Regions from separate parts of the Homo sapiens genome. Here region 2 is linked to region 1. Evidence: chromatin loops called from intact Hi-C (ENCODE). Cell type or tissue: HepG2. All regions are shown on one strand.

Region 1 (5,000 bases):
CTGGTGATGCAAGGACTCTCCAGGAACCCAATATGTGAAACCTAATTTCTGTACCTCTGTTCAAGGGGTAACTGGCAAAACTGAACTCTTGATGTTTTAACCAGAACAAAAACAAAAACAAGTCAAACTTCAGTCTGGGTCTAAGGTCTTCTCTTCACTAGATGTGTTAAACTCTGTTAAACTGAGTTTCTCAACTACAAAGAAAGAACTACCTAATACAGAGGTGTTATAAGTGTTATTAAGGATATGTTGTACAGTGCCAAACATATCCAGCACTGGCACACCTAATAATCACTTCAAAGCAAATATGACCTCACTTTACTTCATATTACAAACTATGCTTACCTAAAATCATAGAAGTCTGCAAATTCCAAAGCAGCATCGCCATCTGTGAAGAGCTTACAGTGGCTTTTGTCATTCATATGTGCCTGTACAGCTTCTGTGGAGTAGAAGGACTTCCCTTTCTCGTTGCACCACAAGCAAATCTTGCCAACACCAACTTTCTCTCCTAGAAAAATAATTTAAGGAAAAAATATGAAAAAAGCTTTTTGCAACCAGATTAAATCTCACTATTTGTCACCAAAACTCAAAAATCATTCACAAAATAACCAAGCAATTATATCAAAGATTGATGAAAAATGCAAAACTAATGTTCCCTTGAGACCAGTCCCCCAATAATGTGATTATTTCCTCATTAAAAGGAAAACTATTGTACTTACCCAAGTATTTAATCAGTCCCTTAATATCTGAAAGATATTCTATATCAGGAATAAAGAAACTGTGGTCTTTGGTCATGTGAGCCACATTCTTCATCAGCGAGCTGGAATGATGGGAACAAAATAAGCAGTCCGTGATAGGGATGGCACCAAGGGGTGGGCCTTCCTCAGCCTCTTCCTCCTCTGCATCCTGCTCCACCACATCGTCCATTGCTTCAGTATCCTCACATTCCAATTCTTCATCAGAATCAATATCTTCCCAATCTGCAAGCCAGAATTTTGAAATATAAAGTTTAAGAAAAGTAGTAGCAAGCAAAGATATCACAAAAATTCACGAGGTGATACAGTCCTATATTTGGAGAAACAGCCACACCCCAACTCCCAAGGACAACTCCTCTTTCAAGATCTCAATTTTAGCTATTTGTTTACCACAGACTCATCTGAATGGCCATGAAACTCCTTAGTCTTTCTTTTCCAGGAAACAGGAATCTTTTCTTTGTTTCTTTCCTATGCCTTACAGCACCTAGCCCAGTGCTGAAAATATAGTTAGGAAGTCTCCTACCTGCCTGGATATTTTTATAAACTTCTAAAACAATGCCTCTATCTACTATTTCACAAAAGTACTATGGGGTGTGTGTATGTGCTGGTAGGGTGCTCTATGAACGGCTATGGTTTGAATGCATGTTTCCCTCCCAAAATTCAAATGTTGAAACTTAATCATCAATGAAATGGCATTAAGAGGTGGGGCCTTTAGTGGGTGATTAGGTTAGGCAAGCACTAATCCTGAATAAATGGATTAGTGCGAGGGAACTGGCTAGCCCCTTTTTTGCCTTCTGCTTCTTCCACCACATGATGACACCATGAGAAAACTTCATCTATAGAACAGGCCCTCACCAGACACTGACTCTGCCAGCACCTTGATTTTGGACTTCCCAATTTCCAGAACTATGGGAAAATACATTTATGTTGTTCATAAATCACCCAGTCTCTAGTACTTCCTTATAGCAGAGTGGACAGACTAAGACATGAACACCTACACCAGCACTGTTAATAGGATGTGGGATGAGGGAAGTAAGGAATAAATAGCTCATAAAGGCAAAGAGGTGAGGGTGCTGGCTCCAGCTCCAAATTTCTGGCTGAGTTGGTTTTGATCCCCTCATTCTGTTTTACTCAACTAAATTAAGTGCAAAACCATCATAACTGGAAACCCACTAGAATCGCAAATTACACGGCAGCTGGTATGACGATAGCATGTCCTCCTGTGCATATGTTAAAAGCCTCTTCATCCAAAACACAGAAGGCATCAATTCATTCTCCAAATATGCATTAAGCACTTCTTTTTCCAGACAAGGTTTTAGGCCTTGGAGAATGAATTGAGTGAACTAAACAGCCAAACCTGCTGGCCAGATAAGGCACTTCAGAAAGCGTCTAAACCACCTTCCCTCATCATTTTTACTTAAAAGCTCTCAAACACACACACACACCCATCTCGAGTATAAATCTGGAAACTTAAGGGTGGGCCAAGTTCCTCTTTACCCTCCCCGCCCAGACAGGGCCATCACCGTCTCCATCCAGGTCCTCTTCCTCCTCCTCGCTGTCCTCCTCCTGCTGCTTTGCCAACTTCTTCGCCTGCTGTTCAAACCACTGGAGCCGGGGTGGTTTCTCACTCGGGTCTCGGTCGTGGGTCCCACGGCCACCAGTACCCACGGCCACGACATTCCTGGCCTCCTTTGCAGGCGCTGGGGGCGCCTTCTTGGGAGACATGGACGGCTGGGCCTTGATGGCCTGCTGGATGGCCGCGTTCATGGCATCCTTGTCCACACTGTCCACGCCCAGTCCTTTCTCCAAGTTCTTTTCATTCATCATCTCCACTTTCCGATTCACTGCCTGCACGGCCTTCTTCTCCAGCTCAACGTGACGCCGGGACTTGAGGTGGTTCTCGTAGGCGTTGAAAGAGGCAAACTTCTTACTGCAAACGGTGCAGTAGGTGGCCGAGCCCTTGCTCTCCTCCTCCGCGACGGCCCGCTGCGCCCGCACTCGCTCCTGGAAGCCCTCGGCGGTCACTGGGGCCATGCTGGCCACCTTCCGCCGCAGGTTGTAGCGGTGCCAGTCCGTCTTATAGTGGGCCCGCTGCATGTCCGCGTCGCGGAACGCCACCCGGCAAGTTATGCAGGTGTACGTCGCCATTGCCAGGCGAGAAATAAGAACCGACCAAGCCAAACACCTGGTGATCAGCGCCGTGGCCCCACAAGACCCTCAGACCTTAACCCGCCTCAGCAGCCAGGAAGAGCCACTCGACACGCCGACTTCCTGATTGTCACTGAGGAAACTTCCGGCACACGTCGGAAGTTATTCACAACTGGACAGGAAACCCGCCTCTCAGGCTGTGGCCACGCCTCCGCCGCCGTGAGGCCCAGGAAGCCGAGGGAACGCTGTGGCTGAAAGGGACCTGGGTCCGCTCAGTCAGCCCGAGGTGGCTGTTGATTGAGGGAGGTCGCGCCCTCCCAGTTACCTTCCCTGGTGGTTGTGCCGCTCGGTGTGACGCGGTCAAGGGGACGGCTACGCGAGAATGGGGGAGTGGGGCGCCCGAGGCTGCTCCTGGGCCCTGGGAAGCCCCCGATTAATGAATGGTCGGGTCAGCGACGCGAGGGTCGGGGTTTCTCTGAGGACCGCGCGCTGCACCTGCGGAGCCGGGTGAATGGATGTCGCGAAGGCAAGGGCTGCCCTTACCCCTCGGGGCCGACCTCGGAGCCCTCGCCCGTGGTTGCAACGCTTTCCCGGGAAACCGGAGAAGCCAGGCCGGGGGCTCGGCCTTTCTGAGGCGGCCCTTCCGGCGGAGGACACCGGCGGAATTTGAGTGCACAGAGTGCGCGAGAGGAGCTCCCTGTAGACACACAGTCCAAGCCACGTAGGTAATTCTAATAGCAGCCACATTTTTAAAGAGTAAAGAGAAATCGGTGAAACTGCTTTTAATGTGTTTAATTTAGCCCATCCTGTCATTTCAGCATGTAATCAGTCTAAAAGAATTAATTAGATCTTTTACGCTCTGTCGTTGGTTCTAAGTCTTGGAAATCCAGTGTGTGTTTTAGAGTTAACAGCCCATCTCAATTTGGACTAGACCCGTGCCAGGTGCCCAGTTGGCTGTGTACCCTCATGTATATAGGACAGCAAAGTTCTGTAGAAAAGAACTTCAGGCCAGGCGCGGTGGCTCACGCCCGTAATCCCAGCACTTTGCGAGGCCGAGGCGGGCGGATCATCTGAGGTCAGGGGTTCAAGACCAGCCTGGCCAACATGGCGAAACCCAGTCTCTGCTAAAAAATACAAAAATTAGTCCCGGCGCAGTGGCGCAGACCTGTAATCCCAGCTACTTGGGAGGTTGAGGCAGGAGAATCGCTTGAACCCGGGAGGCGGAGGTTGTGGTGAGCCGAGATCGCGCCACTGCACTCCAGCCTGGGCAACAGAGCAAGATTCCATCTCAAAAGAAAAAGAAAACATGAACTTCAAATGCTTGGGGAGGTCGTAGATTTCATCCACACAGCCTGGTTGAACCAGAGTCAGCCTTGTTAGAGTCGAATGTTGCATGCTCAGAATCCAGGCTGCCAAGAGAAAACCAAAAGAAGATGGCGCTTTAAAAAACCTTCCAGTGCCTTCCCTTGACTCAATCAAATTCAAACACCTTACTTTCTATTCTCCGAGGCTCTACCCCTCCCTCTGAGGTCCTGCCACACCCCCTTCTCTACCCTGCTCACCCTACTTGAGTCGCAATGACACATTTGATGTTCTTCTAACAAGCACTTTAGTTGGTACTAAGTCAGAAAGTCAGAAATCCATTACTCTTCTGCTTGGAACATCCTTTTGCTGGCTTGCTTCCTTATTTTTTGGATCTCTGCCCAAATGCCTTTGTAAGAGAGGCTTATCCAAATCCACTTACCAAAAATAGTGCCTACCTTCCTAAGTCCTTACCAGGCATAACTTTTCTCCAGTACTGTATTAGTTATCTACTACTCTGTATTAAATTACCCCCAAATTTAGCATCAAGCTTTATTTCAGTTTCTGTATGTCAGGTATTTGAGTGACTCAGCTGGGTGGTTCTGACTAAGATCTCCTAAGAGGTTGCAGTGAACATGCTGTCCAGGGCTAAAATCATCTGAAGATCTGACTGTATTTGACTGTGGCTGGAGAGTCTCCCTTAAAGATGGTTCATTTACATAGCTGATAGCAAGAGGTTTTGGTTCCTTGACAAGTAGGCCTCTCCATAGGGCTGCTTGAGTGCAGCAGAGAGCC
Region 2 (5,000 bases), 270 kb after region 1:
GGAAAGAAAATGAGGAAATTCTGAAGGGGGTTCATGGAGATACCAAGAGCAAGGAGGGACTGAGGGGGTCTGTGTGAGGAATAGGAGCAGGTCCGTGCTCTCCTGGAAGGGTGAGAGATAAAGCTGAAGGGGAACATTTCATATTTTGAGTAGATCATATAAACTTAAAATTAGGGGTTTAATAATTCAACATATAAGAAAATGGATACTGCAAATCAATTAAAGTATGCTGAAAGAGACTTTCAGAAAAACCCAAAGAAACAAAGGAAGGAAGGAGGGCAGGAGGGAAGGAAGGAGGGATGGAGAGAGGGACTACAGATTTGTTCCAAATCAGACCCAAAGCCCTGGTGAAGACAACAGAAGGTTCAACCCTTTGCACAAATCCCATCTGGAAATCCTCACAGGGTAGCCTCCCCCTTGGGTATAATCTGTTGCCCTTTTATCTAGTGAACCTAACGAAACCTTTTTATCTGGCTAAACTAAACCTCCATCTCACTCTATTCATCTGTGTTCTATTTCTACTTCTCTGTCCACCATATTGAACAGGTCATCAGCTCCTTTATTCAGACGTGTTCTGAAAAATCATGCTGAGAAATACAAATTAGGAGGGCAGCTGTCTCTCTTTGTAGATGTTGCCAAGGAGGCCCAAATCGGTCATTAAAATGCTAAAATAGCTGTGAAACTCACTAAAGCACTTACACGATCACTAAGGTTATGTCCACGCAGTGAGGACTGAGCAAGAAAAAGAAGGGAGGAGATGAGGAGGGAAATAAGAGGAAAATGCATCCAGCAGCCACAAGTTCCTCAATATCCAAAGCCGGGAAAGTGGTCAAACTGAGATTTGGAATGCTTGGCTGAATATTTTTTATAATGCTGCATTAACGGTATTGTAAGAGCTGAGCGCGGTGGCTCATGCCTGTAATCCTAGCACTTTGGGAGGCCGAGGTGCGCAGATCACTTGAGGTCAGGAGTTTGGGACCAGCCTGGCCAACATGGCAAAACCCCATCTCTACTAAAAGTACAAAAATTAGCCAGGCATGGTAGCGGGTGCCTGTAATCCCAGCTACTCAGGAGGCTGAGGCAGGAGAATCACTTGAACCCGGGAAGTGGAGGTTGCAGTGAGCTGAGATCGTGCCATTGCACTCCAGCCTGGGTGACAGAGCAAGACGCCATCTCAGAAAAAACAAAACAAACAAACAACAACAACAACAAAAATACACACACTCAGAAAAATCTGAGCTAAACATCCAGTCACCAAACAGATGCCAAATATTAAAAAGACCACAAGGTCATCAGATTTATATTAGTGGAGTGCTGGAAGGGGCTTGAGAAATCACCCCACCCCATCATCCCATTTCTACAGGAAGAAACTGAGATCAAGTCAGCCCTTTTCATTTCATTAAAAACATAGCTAAGAAAAGAGTTACTTCTTTGATAATAGATATAGCTGATTTATAAATATTCATGAATATATACTGAGATACCAGAAGAAAAAAAAAGTCACATGGAGAATTTTCCTTGAAAATTGCTCAGTGCCGTCTGCTCTGAGATAAATGGTAATTTATTGGCAAGTCCTCGGTAAATTCTGCTTTCCAGAAGGAAGGAAGGCCTGGTGGGAAGAGGGTATTGGTGAGCTGCGCATCCTAGGAGTCCTTTTCTTGCTTATTCATGTATTAAAGTGGTTGCCTGAAAGTCATAATGGGAAATTAGCCAGCCTTAGATCACAGCCAATATCTGTTAAGTATAAATTAGAAACACCACAAAATATCCCATTGAGCAGTTGGGAGTTGCTAGGAAACGGGAGGTCAGGCAGCACTCAAAGGCCAGGTTATTCCCATCCCCGGGCCTCTTCAGGACTCTCCAGGCTGGACTCTGGGCAGGGGGCGCCACGAGTTGACGGCTCGGCATCGCAGCATCCACGTCCAGGCAGGGAGTCCAGGCTTCTGAGCTGGGTGACTCGAACTGCTTAATTGTTAAGTGCCTCCCTCCTGCTACCAGCAGGAAAGGGTCCAATGTGTGACATGCCAGGCTGGCTTCAGGGGCAGCCTGACGCTTTCTCTAAGATAGGAGTGCCTGAGAATTCGTATGAAAGAGTTTTAAGTTGAAGACTCTTCCACAGATTAAGCACAATGTTAAAAATAAAAGGGATGCAAAAAAAAAAAGAAAGAAAGAAAACAAAGGAGTATATGCTCCTAAATCCAAGAAGCAGCAGACAGAAGGCTATTCATGAGTGACAGCTTTCTCCTCACCTGTCCTTATTAACACATTTCATCCACTTCCTTCAGCGATCCAATTTGCTTTACTTAACATCTACCACATCTTTCGACTTAAAAGAACAGCTTTCAGGGTTCTGATCATATTGCTTCCATGAATTTGATATTCCCCACGCCTACCCCAAAATGAACGTACGTCCTTCACAAATTCTACCTGGCAATGTGCTGCTGAGTTCAGTCAACGGTGCCCACGTTCAAATGACAGATCACGAGAAGAAACGAACACACCTGTTTTTTGCTGGGAGAGCCACACAGTGAACACCAGAGTTCTCTACCAAGACTCCCGATGTCAGGCCGGGCATGGTGGCTCATGCCTATAAATTCAGCACTTTGGGAGGCCAAGGTGGGCGGATCAACTGAGGTCAGGAGTTCGAGACCAGCCTGGCCAACATGGTGAAACCCCGTCTCTACTAAAAATACAAAAATTAGCCGGACGTGGTGGCGCACACCTGTAATCCCAGCTACTTGGGAGGCTAAGGCAGGAGAATCACTTGAACCCGGGAGGCGGAGGTTGCAGTAAGCTGAGACTGCGCCATTGCACTCCAGCCTGGGTGACAAGCACGAAACTCTGTCTCAAAAAAAAAAAAAAGACTCCAATGCCACTTCTTTCCATAATGATGACTATGACTGCTGTTTATCAGCCACCACGGCCATCAGTGGTGTCTCCGTCCGTGCCAGAGTCTGAGCCAGGAGTTTTACAGACTTGCTCACAGTTCCTCTTTGTACCTACCCTACAAAGGGTGGCTTCTGTACTCCCTTCCCTGATGGGAGAACAGAAAACTAAAGTGACAAACCAATGACCTGTGGCTGGTAAAAGGCAGGCCGGATCAGTGTTAAAACCTCATTTGGTCCACCATGATGTGTGGCCTCCCAGGACAGCCTCATCCATCATTTTACTCCAGAAATGTTGAAAGAGTAACTTGCTTTATCATCTTGTTCGCCATAAATTGTCTAAAGGAGAGGTTGCTTTTATTCACTGAGCAAACAGCAACAAATCAACTTGTTCCTTGAGAGGAAAACCTTATGCTGTTAGCCCTGGAATAGGTAGAAAAACGCCCAGGTTAATGAATTGCTATAGAGTCATCAGGCTAATGGAGAGAGCTGTAGGGCAGAGTCTAAATGCTGTGATTTACACGAGAAAACCGTGGGACCAGGCCACGGTGGTGAATGTTGTTTAAAAATGCTACCATGAGGCCAGGTGCAGTGGCTAACACCTGTAATTCCAGTAATTTGGAAAGCTGAGGCAGAAGGATTGCTTGAGCCCAGGAGTTCGAGATCAGCCTGGGCAATATAGGGAGACCCCATTTCCACCAAAAATAAACAAAATTAGCTGGGTATGGTAGTGCATACTTGTGGTCCCAGCTACATGGGAGGACTGTTTGAGCCCAGGAGGTCAAGGCTGCAGTGAGCCGAGATCCCACCGCCACACTCTAGCCTAGGCGACAGAGCCTCGGGAAAAAAAAAAAAAAAAAACCCAAACCCAGAAAATGCTATTATGACACATTACACACTGGCAGACACTCTAAAAAATCCTCCCTGTCTGTCTCCGCATTCAACTCCAACAATATCTTGGCATCATGAACTATGATCTGAGGCTGGTCTGTGACACAGTAACAGAAACAGAAAAAACTCAGACATGAGCTGCTCATCTCTTCACTCTTTCCTACATTTTTGCACCCAACCCTCACTAGAGCTAAATCTCAACTGAAGAGTCTCTACTCATCCACACCCGCAGATCAGGGCCCCTTTCCAGGTACTGCTGCTAGTTTCTACTCTCCACAGCACCGAATAAAGCACAATCTATGTCTCAGATACGCGACTACACATTTACCAAAACGACCAGGACAAAGAACAAAAAAAGCCTTTGCATCCAGGCCAGTTGCTATAGAGTCTTTGAATATTCCCAACCTGCCTTCTCTATCATCTAACTACTTTGTAGCGACAGGCTGGAACAAGAAGAATGGATGTGCTGTGAGCAGGCAAGGTGAGAAGTGGAGAACAAGCGGCGATTGTACTGTAGTTAATTATTTTAATTGAGCATGAGAAGGGAAAGGCTTGAACTCTAAGGACGTTGGCAGAGCCCCAGAGTTTATGTAAACCAGGAAATGCCTCTAGCACGCCCCAGATAGCAGGAGCAACTGAATAGAAGTGGCCCATCTGCTGATGCAACAGCGCTGCAAACAATGGCTGCTCTGAGAGAGGGTCAGTTCCACAGAGTTTTCAGAGGTTGTACACCTCTTTGTTCCTGCATGCTCACAGGCTGTGTTAGAAGCCTGGAAATCCCAGTCAAATGATGTCACGACCAGGTCCAACCTGCCCTTCCACTTCTGCACAGGACCTTATTTCCCTAATTCGCAAGGTACCTCTGATTAAAAGCCTCTAAGAGCTGCAACTCTGTACACTTGTAGTCCAATGTAAACTGACTAGCTCAAGCTTTACTGAAAGCAATGCCATGCAGTCAGTGAATCAAATGCATAGGCCAACGTTTCAGTCAATACCAGAAAAAGAAAAGAAGAAAAAGAATGTGGTAGGCTAATTTTCCTTCTGCAATTCCTCAAACCACAATTAGCATAGTAACAATGCCTTATGTTTGGCCTTCATAATCCAGCGGGATTTGTTTTGGCTCAGCAAAGGGGATTTGTTTTAGCTCAGCAAAATTTGTCGTAGACCCCTACTTATGTGTTATAATAACCATATTTAAACTTCTGTGGTCCCGTAAGAAAACAC

What was found. A loop is a pair of places that touch in the nucleus more often than their neighbours do. Peaks named below come from ENCODE experiments on the same cell type or tissue, not always from the same donor. Only the 100,000 strongest peaks of a DNase experiment are listed, where the experiment ranks them.
Region 2: a loop joins it to region 1, with 4 times the contacts of the local background. A loop is called at or near these places in 1 of 110 quality-filtered maps.

What each region holds. Positions count from the first base shown.
Region 1 is chr5:16,462,763-16,467,762 of GRCh38, forward strand. It overlaps ZNF622 (zinc finger protein 622), which reads right to left and starts at 3,038. Exons shown (of 6, transcript NM_033414.3): 1 at 2,279-3,038; 2 at 720-980; 3 at 346-508. The coding sequence starts at 2,903. RefSeq lists enhancers at 2,346-2,415, 4,698-4,757, 4,788-4,877 and a silencer at 4,223-4,445. In HepG2, no CTCF peak of the experiment used is centred here; DNase peaks (open chromatin) are centred at 3,079 and 3,569; H3K4me3 peaks cover 3,293 bases.
Region 2 is chr5:16,731,958-16,736,957 of GRCh38, forward strand. The region is part of intron 19 of MYO10 (myosin X); the gene reads right to left. Among named protein-coding and RNA genes, the nearest start is that of RETREG1, 120 kb to the left of the region's middle. In HepG2, a CTCF peak has its summit at 1,880; DNase peaks (open chromatin) are centred at 3,834 and 4,434; H3K4me3 peaks cover 1,838 bases.